Regions from separate parts of the Homo sapiens genome. Here region 2 is linked to region 1. Evidence: read pairs that join two places in POLR2A ChIA-PET (ENCODE). Cell type or tissue: A673. All regions are shown on one strand. Links, peaks and the distances in the headings refer to the core of each region. The heading gives the core; the rest is flanking DNA.

Evidence for each region. ChIA-PET counts read pairs that join two places held together with the same protein. Peaks named below come from ENCODE experiments on the same cell type or tissue, not always from the same donor. Only the 100,000 strongest peaks of a DNase experiment are listed, where the experiment ranks them.
Region 2: POLR2A ChIA-PET joins it to region 1 with 5 read pairs; 2 of 35 experiments call an interaction of 5 or more read pairs at or near these places.

What each region holds. Positions count from the first base shown.
Region 1 is chr14:33,778,706-33,786,675 of GRCh38, forward strand. All of the region lies in intron 9 of NPAS3 (neuronal PAS domain protein 3), which reads left to right. Among named protein-coding and RNA genes, the nearest start is that of SNORA89, 74 kb to the left of the region's middle. In A673, for the core only: no CTCF peak of the experiment used is centred there; a DNase peak (open chromatin) is centred at 4,366.
Region 2 is chr14:33,346,389-33,354,358 of GRCh38, forward strand. The region is part of intron 3 of NPAS3 (neuronal PAS domain protein 3); the gene reads left to right. Among named protein-coding and RNA genes, the nearest start is that of SNORA89, 360 kb to the right of the region's middle. In A673, for the core only: no CTCF peak of the experiment used is centred there; a DNase peak (open chromatin) is centred at 4,153.

The DNA.
Region 1 (7,970 bases), core at 2,962-5,461:
AAAGTGAGACATAAATCATTTCAACGCGTGTTAGAATTAGATTGAAAGTTGGACCTCAGGCCTAGAGAAATTGCTGGATCTTTAGGCACTCACCCAGAATTCTGTGGTGTCTTTTGCTGTCTCTCCTATAAAGTGGTGGGGAAACCTTTGTCTTAAGTGCTACCTTGACCCTTTCATTTTCTGGAGAACAACTTCCACTCTGAAATTTGTGGTCTCAGTTTCAAAGTACACATGGGAGAAGACAAGTTCAAATAAGCCAGAGCCTTATAAAAATGCCTATTTGACCAGCCACAAAACTGGGGTGAGGGGAAGCCAGGGAGATGGGGCAGAGCACGTTCTTTAGAGAAAATGTTGTGTGGACACAGCAGCTCTCGAAGACAGTGCTTTCGCTGTTTCTGGAAAGAGAGTTATTCAGAAGAGTAGGTATCTCCATCCCCCAACTCCTGGGGAACAGAAACTTATCTCAGCTCTTTGAATATGGCTCCCAGCCCCTGAGCCACAGGCTGAACTCCAAAAGACCTTCTGTGCATGTGAGCAAAGCAGGAGCATCAGTGGTGTGGCTGGCTCCAGCAACACACCAGCAGAACCATGCAGGACCCCGCATCCAACCGCCCTGGCTGTTCGCACTGTCCATGGAAGGGGTCTGACTAGAGCACTGATCTGGTGGCCCTCTTCTGACCAGAGGTCCTTTATATGACCATTCAGGAGATTCTTCCTGAAGATGAGTCTCCCCTACCCCCTATCCATGTCCCTGGAAGCTTCTAACCCCAGTTCAGACCTCTGAATTTAAATACAGTCACATGCCACTTAGCCATGTTTTGGTCAACTACCTACCACATATATGATGGTGGTCCCATGAGATTGTAATACTGCATTTTTACTGTACCTTTTCTGTGTTTAGATATACAAATACTTACCACTGTGTTACAGTTGCCTACCAGTATTCAGTAGAGTAACATGCTGTACAGCTTTTGGTCTAGGAGCATTAGCCTATACCATATAGCCCAAGTGTGTAGTAGGCTACACCATCTAGGTTTATGTAAGTGCACTCTGTGGTATCCACACAATGATGAAATACCCTAGTGATGCATTTCTTAGAATGTATCCCCATCATTAAACAACACACGGCTGTACATGCAAGGTGCCACAAATGAGATGGTACAGCCTAAAGTTGAAGCATTTATACAGAAAAAGCCAGCCAAGTGGCCTTTGTATTTACCTCCTCTCCCCTTTCTTATCTTGGTCAAAGAGAGCTATTTCTTATCTTTCCTGCCCTTTGCAATTATTTCTTCATTTCGAACTCAGAAACATGGAGATGTTGAGCTAGCCAGCACCTCAAAGTATGAACATCCTGTACTGTGTTTTTAACCCTGCGTTAGCAACACTGACATGGAACCAAGTTCAGTGTCAGAATCTGTATATACCACGTCTCTGGAAAGAGCCTGCCTGCAAGACAGCAGATTCTACTCCCAACACGGAGTGTGTGTGTCTTGATATTGCACACCAGGGATTTAGGGAACACACTTGTTGCTGAGAATGAATGGGTGTTGTGTATCGTAGAAGCAGATGGCTCTTCAATTAATTGGGGAAAAAAATGATGTGGTTTCCTGAAAAGAAACATCAGGTTCTTTGTTGCTCAGAGTTTAGAGAAAATGGAGAAAAAAATCAGGATCTTTGGAAGAAGCCATGGATATATTTTTGGAATAATACAGGCTAGAGATCCAGACTTCACAAATGAATATATTGTTTTGAGGACACTGTCATAGACCATGTGTGCAGAGGGAGATGCCTTCTCATTTTGGAATCTTAATTAAGGTCTAAATTCAGAAACCTGAGGCTGACAAAAAAAAAAGAACTTTGTCTTCCTCAGTTATTATTTGGAAAACATCATGCATCATGCTATCTCTCTGGGATTTGATTTACAGCTTGAAGAAACACAATTCCTCAGGAACAGTGAGCGAGGGCAGTTCATTTCTCCCCATTAAGCAAAGGTCTCCAACAAATATGTTTGATGCCTTTCTTTCCGATTTACTTTTATCTCATTTTCCGTACCCAGAATAATTTGAGAGTGCTGAAAATAAACCACTCCACCATTCACTATTGTGCTATTCTCCTAATTTTTCTGGTATCTTGCCAACTAATAAACAGAGAAGGTATGCTTTCAAATTCTGATTTTTTTCATTACTTGATATTGACATACCGGCTATTGCTTTATGATTCAGCCTACTAACAATGATTGGGTTCATTCTTTTAACTCATACACATGACTTCTAATTTTGAGTTCTTTTAATAACCTTAAACACATGAAAAACAAATAGAATGAGCTGATAATTCTGCATAGTAAAATACACTTCACATATTTAGCTATCATGCTGTGGAATAACTCCACAATGTCAAGTAGCACACAATTAGTAAAACTGTAGGGGGAGGAAAAAGAGTGTTTTGATCCTGAAGAAGTTTGATCCTAATCAGATTGAAATTTCAGCGTTCTTGTAGTGCTTAATATCTTCAATCACACACACAAAAAAATCAAACTGATTCCAGTGTCAGGTTTTGCATTCTGTGACTGAAATAAAATGCTAAAATATACAAATGCATCTCGCTTTGTACAATAAACATTAACATCATTATAAAGTAAGATTGAGTCTAAAATTGTGTGATGGAATGTCTGATGTTTACCTAATTCTCAAACCAAAGCCAGCCCAGTAACAAAATGACAGACCATGTAATAAGTCTTGGTTGTGTAAACACTGGAAGAAAAGGCAAAAAGCCAGCACAGCATCTTGCTTTTCCAAAGCCCTAGGCTATTACTGAAGGATGCCTCAACTGTGCCTTCTTGGCAGGAGAAGGTCATGGCGACATAGAATCAGGTCAAGAATAAGATAGAATTCTAAAACAAAGGGATGGTTAAAAAATAAACCACATTAACTATTTAGTTTTTCTTCCTAGAGCTATTGGCACAATTCCTGGTTCTGTCCTGAAAGATAGGTTGTAGTCATCTGGTAATATTTCTGATTTTTTAATATCTGTCTTATGCCCCAGTTTGATAAAGCGTTTTTTTAAAAGACTTAATAGTCTTTGATAACTAAAAATACTATCTTTATCACTTATATCTTTTTTCCTTGCCTAGGCATCTGTAAATCCATAAATGAACTTGTCTCTAGAATAAGAAAAGTAAAGAGGAATATCAGCTGTGCCAGGATTACAACTCTGATAAATTGAACCAAGAACTTTAGAGCATCTACTCTTCCACTAAGTTAACATGAGATGACTGATAGTTCACTGGATTTCAACAGAAAGAATCAGTAAGAATCACATTATTGACGCCAACATGGTATGTTAGTGAAACTACACTGGAACTCTAAAGCCTAGGGAGTTCTAGGGCCCCTTCTTTCACACTGTGACCAAAGACGTCTGTGATTTCTTTCATTTAAAACCAATTTCACCAATTATTCAGGTCAAATCAACATTTAAAGGTTAGAATTTTAAACCATTCACATTAGTAATTATTGGGGCATCTTCACCTCTTCCTCCCTCCAGTTCTCCATTGCTCAGGAGGTACTGGCTTGGGAGATGATCACTCACAGCTTCCCACAGTTACACACTCCAGTTACTTATGGTGTCTGTGTGGCTCTTCAATTATGAGACGTTTCAGTGCAACCATCTACCACTCTACTTCTGCCTGTAGCCCCCCAAAAATGGAGTGCTAAACCAAACAGAGATGCATGCTTTGCACTGCTCTTTATTCCCATTTAATCCAGCCCTTTGTCTAGAGAAGGAGCTGAATTTGTCTCGAGATATCCCTAGGGTTCTTTGTGGGTCCAATCAGCAACAACTTTCTAAAACCTTAAAGAGTGGCCTAGGGGAAAACTTCCTTTCTCTTTATGATGTTCTGCTCCACCAGGGAGGCTCAAGGCTCTGGAGCTGTGGGATTTCAGAGAAAAGGAGCCAGAGACTGTAGGTGTGGTGGCAGTTTTTTCCTTCCTAGCACCTGACCCAGTCTCAGAAAACTCTGGAAGAGTTATTTCAGAAAGACAGAAGGACTTCAGATTGCCTTTGAGATCACATGCAGTTAAAAAGCATGGCCTATCCAACATACTTGGGGGTTGTTTTTTTTTAAAAAAAAGAAAAAAACAGTAGCTTAAGTGTTTATTTCTTAATTACAAACTTCTATACTTTCTAACAAAACTAATATACAGCTACCTGATATAATGCATTCCATGCTGTTTTGCATCAATAACCCCTACACTTCCCTCCTGAAGGCGTCTCATCGCCAAATGCAAGCAGACTGCTTAATGCGGGACTAATTAGTATATCCCCTTCCAGTCTGCAGGCCCTCCATTGTAATTCCTTCCCAGCTCATTTTTTTCCACAACCGAGCATCAATCAAAGTAAGTGCCCTGCCTGCCTAGGCAACACAAGATGTCCTCCATGCATTTGTCATCTGCCACACAAACAAAGGGGGAATTTAATTGTTGGTTTGGGTATGCAGCCACTGCACACAGAAACGGAAGCTGCAAGTGAAGGAAAGAGAAAAGGTGGAAAGTTTGATGGGTGGGCCAAATGCAGATAGCACGGGGGACTTTTTTCTGTTTTCTGATCTCAGCCTTTCTTCAGGGGTGGGTCTTCAGGGATTTAGCTGCAACCTGGTCATTGGCTGGACTCTTCCCAGAGCAAGTAAGTGTTCCCCTTCTGCCATATGAATATGAAAATTCCCATGAAAGGAAATGCATGTAATAGCTACCATGTCTGACTTTCTTCAGAAGCCAAGTCAGCCTTCATCGTGTGCCTGGCCATTAACCGAAAAAACCGTCACAAGGAGGCAAGATAAAGGCAGGTTTTTATGCAGGGATGAATTTGTATTATTTTGTCTTAGTTTTTTGGGGGGGTGGTGTGGGGGGGCGGGTACCGGCAGGGAGACAGTGCTTGTTTTGGCTTTTCAAGTCCATGGGCAGGCAAGCACGGAGTCAGAGACCAGCAAGAGGGTTGAGCTCCAGCGGCGCATCCCTGCTGCGCTTACTACACTGTGCATCAGTGGGGCAGTGGTGTCAGCACCCCCTGGGAACTCAGAGACGCACATTTTAAGGCCTTCCCCAATCAGAATCTGCAGTTAGCAAGATCCCCAGCTGACTCGTATTCATGTGAAAGCTTGAAAAGTACAGACCATACTAGTCTTTAGACGGCACTATTTTACACGACGTAAACAGTAAATACAAACTGAGTATCTGAAGGGTTTTCTTTTCCTCTCAAATTGGATGAATTCTGAGAACAGTAGCAAAAGGTGAGTAGTGAAATAACTCTCAGGGTACTCGATCAGTATTCCAATGAAACAAGAATAGGATTAAGAAGCTGACTTCTTTACAAAGATATAAAGTTTTAAATATCAACAGGAAAAATTTAACAGAGTATACATAGTACTAATATCCAACCTAGTAAGCAAAAGATCTTACCGTTTTTTTCCCTTGGGCGAATACTTTCCTGTGTACTTGACTGTATGAGTGAATATGAGCAGTCGTTTTTTTCCTATTCAAGTTTATCTAACATTTGTGAGCACTTACTAATGCAAAGCCTGTGTCATTGCTGTGAGGTTTCAAAAGCAACTAAGGTATGGTGTCCACCTTCGAGGAGCTTACATACTAATAGAGAAGGCAGCATGAAACAGCCAATTCTGAATAGCTAGTATGAAATGAGGTCTGTTAAGATGTGCAGACAAAACACAGAAACCCCAGAGGTGAAAGCAACTAAGGGGAGGATGGAGAAAAAGCCCCAGGGGAGGCAGATTTTCCCTGGACTTTGAAAGAGGATGGCAAGAGAGATGGAGGAGTGGTCTAAGGCATTGCAGGCTTAGAAGAGCATAGGAGAGACATAGAACACAAACACATGATCTTTTCTGTCTCCCCAGAGAGCAAGCCAGAACTTTGATTTGACTGACAAATTCTAATAAAATTCTCACATGGATTCGCAAGCTTCTCATTATTATTTCAATTAGTAGCTGCTTTTATTTTTTATTGTTATTTTTATTTATTTATTTATTTATTTATTTTTTTTTTTTTTTTTTTTTTGAGACAGAGTTTCACTCTTGTTGCCCAGGCTGGAGTACAATGGCACGATCTCGGCTCACCACAACCTCCGCCTCCCGAGTTCAAGCAATTCTCCTGCCTCAGCCTCCCGAGTAGCTGGGATTACAGGCATGCGCCACCACGCCCGGCTAATTTTGTATTTTTAGTAGGGACGGAGTTTCTCCATGTTGGTCAGGCTGGTCTCGAGCTCCCAACCTCAGGTGATCCACCTACCTGGGCCTCCCAACGGGCTGGGATTACAGGCATGAGCCACTGCGCCCAGCCTAGTAGCTGCTTTTATAGTTTTTTTAAAACCTTGTATTCAACAAAAAATAACCCATTGCTCTTATAAGGCACGATCAGAAGAAGAAAACAAAATCAATACTTCTGGCCGGGCATGGTGGCTCATGCTTGTAATCCCAGCACTTTGGGAGGCCAAGGCGGGTGGATCACAAGGTCAGGAGTTCGAGACCAGCCTGGCCAACACAGTGAAACCCCATCTCTACTAAAAAATACAAAAATTAGCTGGGCATGGTGGCAGGTGCCTGTAATCCCAGCTACTCAGGAGGCTGAGACAGGAGAATGGTGTGAACCCGGGAGGTGGAGCTTGCAGTGAGCCAAGATCATGCCACTGCACTCCAGCCTGGGTGACAGAGTGAGACTCCATCTCAAAAAAAAAAAAAAAAAAAAATCAATACTTCTGAGTCATCCATTTTCACCTAAATCAGTTAACCTAAATAAAATCAATTCCATTACTTCTTATAATGGCATCGTGTTCTCAATCTTATACAAACTATTTTTTAAATTGTTTCCTGAAAACATTCAATGATACCTCACATATCTCAAAAAACATCAAACTTTTTTTAACTTAAATGAGTGGCATAGGATTTAATTCATGTATGTGTCTAACATGCAACAGTTTTCCCATACATGCAGGGTTAACTAAAGATCAGGTCATTCAAATCTCTTCATGAACTCCCACATCTTCTCTGGCTTCCTAGAACTTTTGGTGGGGCATATCGACTAGAATGCACCTGGTTACAAGTAACAGAAAATCCCAGTAAAAATGACTTAACTTTCTCTTCATGATCAAAAGACTTGATCAAAAGATCAAGATAGCATCCCCATCATCAGTTCCTCATAGGGCAATGTCCAAAGTGCGGAAGGGGTCAGTCGATGTTTTGTGTTCATTTTGGAGCTCACAGAAAACATTTCCAGAAGCACTTCCCCACCACCCCACAGCAGGGAGAAGCCTCTTGTGTCTCATAGTCCCGTGTGTCGAGTGACCAAGCCTAAGCCACTCACTGGCAAGCGGGTAGAATTACTGTATCTGGCTTAAACAATCGAGGTTTATTCTCCTGGGATTTAGGAGGAGGCCATCAAACATAAAACCCAAAATCAGACTTTTGTTATCCAGAAGGAAGTGGCAGAATAGCTGTTGAGCAGACGACCAACAATGACTGCTACATGGAAGAATCTATGTTTTCACAATAAAGTACTTGGATTTCTAAAAATCTACATAACAGATGAACAAATGGAATTTGTCTGGGATCCTGGAAATGTTTCTGACTTTCTGAAACACTAGTTTTTACATACCTGTGCCTCACTACTCATGTATTTCTTTTTAAAGATGTTTGTTTAGTGGAGTTAACAAAATGATTGCCTCCAGAAGCACAGGGTCCACCAGAGACAAAATAAATCTGAGTATAAGGTCCACATCATCCCTTTTGTCTGTTTTCACTTCTGCCTATGCCCTAATCAGATTAACTGCTTCAGTACTTGATAACACTTAATTGTTAAAGGGAGGTGAAGAATGCACCCAGCCCAAGTCAGACGCCCTTTGCGCTTTCATAGACCTACATACCACCTGCCATACAGTTGTCACTGTTGTAAACTTATTAGTGAAAATGA
Region 2 (7,970 bases), core at 3,205-5,704, 430 kb before region 1:
CATGTTGTCACATGCCTATAGTCCCAGCTACTTGGGAGGTGAGGTAGGAGGATCGCTTGAACCCAAGAGGTTGAGGCTGCTGTGAGCTTTGATTGTGCTACTGCACTCTAGCCTGGATGACACAGTGAGACCCTGTCTCAAAAAAAAAAAAAAAAAAAAAAGGAAATGTTGATTTCAAATTAGGATAATTTCAAATGTGATCTTTGCCCTCAAGAAAATTAGGATGTATTAGTTAGTTTTAGAAACACAAATGTTTAGCTTTCAGTTTATAAAGCCATGGGGAAAAAAAGTGTTAAGCAGAGCTTGAGTTCCTAGGTGAGTCCGCAAAGCCTGTATACCCATCATGGAACCCAGTGATAAAATGGAGAATCCTTTCATGTATTACAGTTCCTGGGAACAGGATGCCTTATGGTCCTGAGGCAGGAGGAAATATCCTTACCTCATCTGGGCACTAACATGGTGGGAAGCTGGGAAGCATTTCAGAATAGGTCAATATTGTCCCAAATACCCTTCCATCAATGTTGCTGATGCCTCCTTACACCTGCCAATATGTTTCCTCCAGGCCACAAGTACCCATTTATCCCAAGGTTACTCCATGTCCACCATCTTAAGTCTGCCACTGGGATAAGGGAGATAAAATAACCTTTACCTTGAAAGAGTTCCATGCTCAAAAATGCTCTTTTCCTCCACATTATCAAAATTTCAATTCTCTTGGTACAGTTCAGTTCCTCTAGGGATTAAAAGAAAAGCAAACTGGTGGCATCAATTCATGCTGCTTTTGTGAATTATTAACAATCTTTTTACCTACTCAAAGATTCACTTTCTAAACAAGTATGTTTGCTAAGTCAGACAAATTTCTAATGGGGTTATTTGTATAATATCAGACACTGTATCAAAAGGTAAGGAAAAGAACTCACAACATCTATTAAATGTTTTTAGAAAGACCACTCGTAAATATCTATTGGCACTGTGGGTTGTAAATAAGAATAGTCATCACAAATTAAAATGTGGACACACACACACAAGAAAATTATGAACAAAATATAAAATGGCTGCTAGAACAGTGTGGAATATGTTATAAGTGCTTAAAGCAGACTAAGATGCTTTTCCAACTATTCATTGCCGGAGGGCTTCACAGGTGTGGCTGCTGAATGAGGAATGACAGGATTTGTATAAAATGAGTTGAGGGTGACAGGTAGTCGGAGCCCAGAGAATAGTACAGCCCTTCCTTGGTATCCATGGGGAATTGGTTCCAGAATCTCCCCACAGATAACAAAATCCTTGGATGCTCCAGTCCTTGATATAAAATGGTATAGTATTTGCATATAACCTAGGTACATCCTCCCATACACTTTAAATCATTTCTAGATTACTTATAACACCCAATACAATATAAATTACATGTAAATAGTTGTTACATTGTATTGCTCAGGGAACGATGACAAGGAAAAGTCTGTACATGTTTAGTGCAGACACAACCATCCTTTTTTTTTTTCAAATATTTTCAATCTGTGGTTGGTTGGATCTGCAGATACAGGATCAGCCAATGCAGAGGGCCAACTCTATAAGTAAAAGCAGCACTGGAAAGTGAGTCAGTAGGAGCCTGTCTTCCAGGAAGGTCCCTGTTTCTCAAGAGTTCTTTTCCTGCAGGGGGAGAGAGGGTTGGATGTCAAGGCAGGAATGTGTGGAGTATGCTCACATGTGGTATCCTTGAATTCACCTAACAACCCTATGAACAAGCATTTTAGAGAGGAGGAAATCAAGACTCAGCAAGCCTCAGTAACTTGCCCCATATCCCATGGTTGCTAAATAGCAAAATCATGATTGAAATCTCAACCTGCCTGATTGTAGAACCTGAACTCTTCTTGTCATCCAGCCGCTCTCTCCCTTCCCACCATGGGGACCCCTCAGCACCAGCAAAAATGAGGGTGAGGAGGCAGGGAGGATGGAACCTTCTTAAGCATAGGTAATTTGTCAGTTGAAAATCGCACATGGATAAATGTCTTTAAACCCTATGTAGATAGGGAAAACTCTTGATATTACTGAAAAGTAATATCGACGTAGCAAACCTTCTGAAGAGAGTGCTAGTCATGGAACCCCTCATTTGGAAACTATTAGAACAAGTGAATTATTTTTAACCATCTTTTAGACCATTCAGAAACAGAGTGAATTGTCCAGGACAAGATTGTTTATTTTTTGAAAATGTATCCAGTTTTGTCTGTTTTTTAAAGATCTTCTTGGTAGAATGTGGCAGAATTCTACTACAAAAGCTCCTTTGTTCACGTAGTAGTTCCAGTGTTTCCAGCCATTCCTAGAGCCCAGGAGCCATGCCAAGGCCTGGAGCTCCCGTTCACATCTGTGCAGTTACACACAGAGAAGCTTCCTCTTCTATGGGGTTGTAATCGTTTATTTACTTGTCATTAGGGATGTCGCAGGTTTCCTGTTTTGGGAAGAGGTGTTCAGGGTTAGAATTTTATTGAGGGAGAGGGACTTAGTTTGGTGTCACTAAAATGCCTCCATTTGGAGTTAGGTCCCGGCTCCCTCCTGTCATTTCCTACTTGAGTTTTCACTTTTGCCCTTGCCAGGGTCCTCTCATTGCCCGTGAGCCCTTCCAACCACGAGTGGGCATCCATCAGAAACTGGAGGAACCAAACGAGTACAAAAGCTCATGGGGGAGTTCTGTTGAGGACGGAGGTCAGAAGCATGTTTCTAGGAAAATGAAATGTGGGGATTAACTATGGCTTTTCTTTATTTAGGCTAACCATGTCTATAATGTCATAATTAGGACGAATTCTCTGCACTTGAATGTGTTGGTAGGAATTTTATTGTCAAAAATATAACTTAAATGTTTTTCCTAGCCTATTTATACTGTTAAAAAACAGTTTCGTCCAGAAATGGAAATAGAGGGGTAGGTCCCTGAATTCAAACCAGGCTACTAAGAGACATTATCGTCAAATTCTTTCTATGATAGAATTATTTCAGTTGCTTATGAAAGCTGAATATGTGTAATCATCTTTCCAGACCTGGTTGACCGTATTTTATTTAACAAATTAACTAGCTGATGGACCAATCCTCAAACAACCATGATTGTTATTAACCACTGAGGTTTTTGCTGATCTCTGGATGTCTCTCATTCAAATTCTAAGAAGTGATTTTTCATCATCAAAGAGATTTGCAGTATCATTATAGTTGTTTCTGCTCATCAACTTTTTGATTTTTTTTGGCTTGTTTGAAAACTATTCTGACTGGCTACTTTGTTCCTTTTTTGTCATTTGATAGTCCACTTTGTTAGTTAGGAAACCAAATCATTTTGTACATTACGAGTCACTTGCTTATTAGACTCACTTTTGTTGGAATTGAATTTGTCCTTTTCCCGTCCTGATGGGAATATGAGCTTCCTGTGTTGGATCCCTGCTCAAAGGGAGCGAGGATGCTAGTGGCATAACTGGAGGGAGTACCTTTATATCCTTTTGTACAGTCTCTGGGCGGAATTGTTGAAGGACAGGAAATTCTTCTCTAGCAGGAGAAGGGCGTCTCCCACTTCGGTACAGAAATCTCACACTCCGCGTCCTCTGGCACATCACTGAGTGCTGGAGAGCACGAAGCCAGTGTTTACTGCTGGTCCTTGGGTGTTAAGCAGCCCTCCACTGCTTTTATTGTACCATTAATTGCACTTAATGCAGCTGCATTTCTCGTACGCTTGGCTAGGCTCTGAAAATTAAGTAGAGGGTACTTTGTTATCAAATTCACTGTAATGAGCTCTGGTGGGACAGGGTCCGTTAAGTTTGAAATTACCTCGGGCCATTTCTAAAGGACTTCTTAAAATAGTTCACATCTATAAAAGTTTGTAACTAGATAAATAGCCATGGAGAGTGTAAGACCAGGCAGAGGGAAATCCACATTTCTCCTCAGTGCATCTTTGATAAAATATGGATGTGTAGAATATTTAAGAGTCATGTTTATTTTCTGCATTCTCCTCTGCCTTCCACATTTGCTAAATTTCAGCTTTTAGGCCGGCAGTGTGTGCATTCAGGTTTAGTTGTTTCACACCATGGTTTATGCATACAGACTGCCCCCCTACCTGTTTGCTTCCTTTTGAATCCAAATCGTACATTAAACTAGAATAAAAAGTAGGACCCCCCTCTGGGTGTATGCAAATTGGTTCAAGAAGGGATCACGCCTCTAAGAACAAACGCACTGAAGAGACAGCTGTAACTATTAGCCAATTAGTTTCATGTTACAACTACTAGCGGAGGCCTGAAACGGATTCGTGATACCTGACTAATAGATGCTTAAAATGACTTTAATTCCCCCAGTATTCTTAGCCCATATGACTGACTGCTGTAATGCTTTGCGGCTAATAAAATTTCAGATTGACTAATTTACTGGGTAGCTTTACCAAAACATCCAAGTAATCCGTACATACTCATTAGAGACAGGTCCAGAACACTTTCCCTTAGGACTGATTTGAAAAACCTCACTGGGATCAGCCTCACTGAGCTTTAGATGCACTGGCACAAATCAGGTGAAGGATCTTCTACGGTTTTAGTGCAGCAATTTATCTGAGTTTTGTGGTTAAAGTTTGAGCATGAGGTAATTAGAGCCCTCCAAGCTTGAAATTCATGAACCTTATTCCCCCTTTAATAGACTCTATACAAGCTTGCCAAGCTCAGTGTTTGACTGATATATATGGAGGCTTTGTTAAAAGCCTCTGGTCAAAATGTAGTTTTAAAAAACTCAAAATCAGTTTTTCTTTATTTTTAGCTCTTACAGGTGTAAACACGGAAGATTGCCTCATGTTATAACTGAGGGCCAGTCAGCAGTCTGTTGTGCCCTTTGGAAATATACACTAGTCAATAATCAAATACCCGCAGCCGTGCAGCACCACACCTGCTGCCCAGATGGGGTCGACGACAAACATGACATGACCGATGAGGACTGGGGAACAGAGGGGTAAAATGCTGCAGTCTGTTTGGTTTCTTCTACTCTGTATCCTCCTTGGAAAAAAAATGGAAGATAACCTTTAGGCTGCTACCATTTTTGTAGTAGGAGTGCTTGGGTATATATGTCTCTGCATTAGGCAGTCATAATTTAACCAAGCTTCCCAATGCCTACCATGTATATATGTCTTTGGAAGTTGAAAATATAAGTTGAAGATTTAAAAATGTCTAGAGACACATGCACACATGCATATACGTGTATGTACACGTAAGTGTAAGAAAGCAACCATGCCATACCGCTTCTTTTTGTGTACTCTCACAAAAGATCATTACACTCCAAATCCATAATATAGAATCACTATTCAGCTATAGTCTTGAGGATTTTCATATATGCCAAGATACTCCATCTCTAATAAATGTTGCTATTATTCCAGTTTTGAACAAGGGCATGACATGTGATTTACTCTATAAAATCGGCAGTTTATGCATGTTCTCACTCATAAGTGGGAGTTGAACTATGAGAACACATGGACCCAGGGAAGGGAGCAATACACACCGGGGCCTGTTGGTGGGTGGGGGGCTAAGGGAGGGATAGCATTAGGAGAAATACCTAATGTGGATGACAGTTTTTGGGTGCAGCAAACCACCATGGCATGTGTATACCTATGTAACAAACCTGCACGTTCTGCACATGTACCCCAGAACTTAACGTGTTAAAAAAAAAACATCTGCGGTTTAAAAAAATTTACAAATGACTCCAAGAATACACATCTTTGAGGAAGGGGAAAGGAGCTAATGTTTAGCAAATACCTCTTATGGGTCGGATATTGTCTTAGGCACTTCATGTATGCTATCTCATTTAATTCTCAAACAGCATGCTAAATAAAGCAGGTATGTTCACCTTTCTGGTAACCATATTTCTCTGAGACTTTTCTAACTGGCCCAAGGTGGCACAACCTAGAAAATGACGGAAAAGTCATATACACCACTTTGGTGACTTTCTTTAATCTTCGTCGTCAAAAGCATCTTGTCAGCACTCATTTTTGTTTTGCTACAGAGAGATTAAAAATTAAGATTGAATGAAAATGTATTGTTTTCTCACTATTTACTAGGTATGTGCTAGAAAACTGTCGCACATTTAACCCTTGCCACAACTCTTTGGACTGGGTATTATTATCTCACTCTACAGATGAGGAAACTAAGATCTGGATGTCAGATGTCTCATCCAAGTTCACCAACTAGTAAATGCCAGGGCTGTTATTTAGAAATAAATGTTTCTGACTCCCAACAATTGTGCTTTTCATACTAAACTACAGCTGTCTTCCCATCTTTTTAAGTGTTCCTGAATACTTCCAGAATAAACATTTCAAGATTCTTTGATGGATATTGTAGAGGACAGAGCTAGACATATGCTGATACTAACAATGGAAGAAATTATTTCTAAAAAAAGTAAAACCAGTATGAGAGGGGAATAAACTTGCAACAATATATAAAGCTTACTTCATCTCAATTTTGGGTAAAAATTTGAAGAAAATAGTGACTTAACAGCAATGGTGCAAGTGAATAAAAGTAAGTTAGTTCAAGAAAATGAAAGTGACTATATAGGTCTTATCAGAATCTGAAAACCTCAAAGCAGACTGTCTCAGAGAGGAATAAAAATGAGAGGAGAGCTAAGGGGAGCAAGTTGAGGTCAGCATTTAGTATTTTCTTCTGAGTACTAAGGACAAAGTTTATATAAACATTTTTGAAATTCCAGAAAAAAAAATCTCTTTCTCACTTGCCAGATAGAAAGTTCAACCTCAGTGATGATGGAGGCAATGGCTTCTGTAAAAAAAAAAAAAAAATATTGGGAAACAAGGTCTTTTTGTCTGCCACATATAGCAGTCTTGGCTTTCTCTTTATTGGCATAATCAAAATTCATTAAATAATGCATTTTAGTTTCCTTTGATGATTTAATATTCTTTTAGCTCACACCTGTGTATATTAATAATCACTTGCAATACTTGCCTGTGGGTATTTGACAGATCTTGGCTGCAAGGAAGAAATACTTGTTGCTTTTGTGATCCAGGAGTTGTAGGGACTCCAAAAGCAATTCCAAGTAACTCCTCTATTTATGACATTTGGAGAACTTTTGCCATGGCAAGAGATACAAAGACAGAAAACTTGGAGCCAATTGGACCAGGAGAAAACATTTTTATTGATGAGCAAAGTGATGGATAGTATTGGTAGCATGAAGTAAGTAGGAAGCCTCAAAACAGCATCATCCCAAAGTGGGGTCTTGCATTTTTTGTAGCATATTGGTATCTTTGTAAATCTCTATATATGAAGTTTCATGTCTTCATGAACCTGGTAGGAAAGTCACTCTAGTAGTGGAGACTGGAGTCCTTGCAAAGGATTTCCTATTTACGCAGAGGAGAAAACGAAGGTGAGACAGCTCTGATGTAGCCTGCAGGACTAGCAGAATGGAGACTCATTAACAGTGGGCAAGAAGGGACAGAGGTTTTGGGGGAACAATGATGGCTTGGGTTTAGATATATTCAGGCAGCTTTCCCTATCCGATTCTAGTTCTGGATGTGGATTATAGATCATTATGTTGTTTAAACAACATCTGGAAGAGCTGGAGGCTGAGATCCCTATTGTAGTGGCTGGGCACCACACCATGGTACATTAAGTTTGTAGAGTCAAGTTATAGTGAAATATTGAAAAAAAATAGTGTGTTGCTTATTTCTCAGCTTTATCTAAACTCCTGGTAATTTTGTAGCTTTTTAAAAGAGTTTTTCATCTATGTCTCATGGCTTTTGCTTGCCGCTGCTTCTCAGGGTATAGACATCCAAAGTCACTTTAAAAAATATCCCTTAAGCTTGGGTATGTTCCCGTTACTCTCCCTTCATAGGAGAGTCATCCCTTACTCTCCTTTCTTTCCCTTCCAGATTTTCAGAAATGTTGATCTCTCATTTGCTGCTCAACCGACTGCAGTGCCCCTGCCCAAGATCTTCAGGGCTCTCCCATGACATTTGACAGAGTCCATAG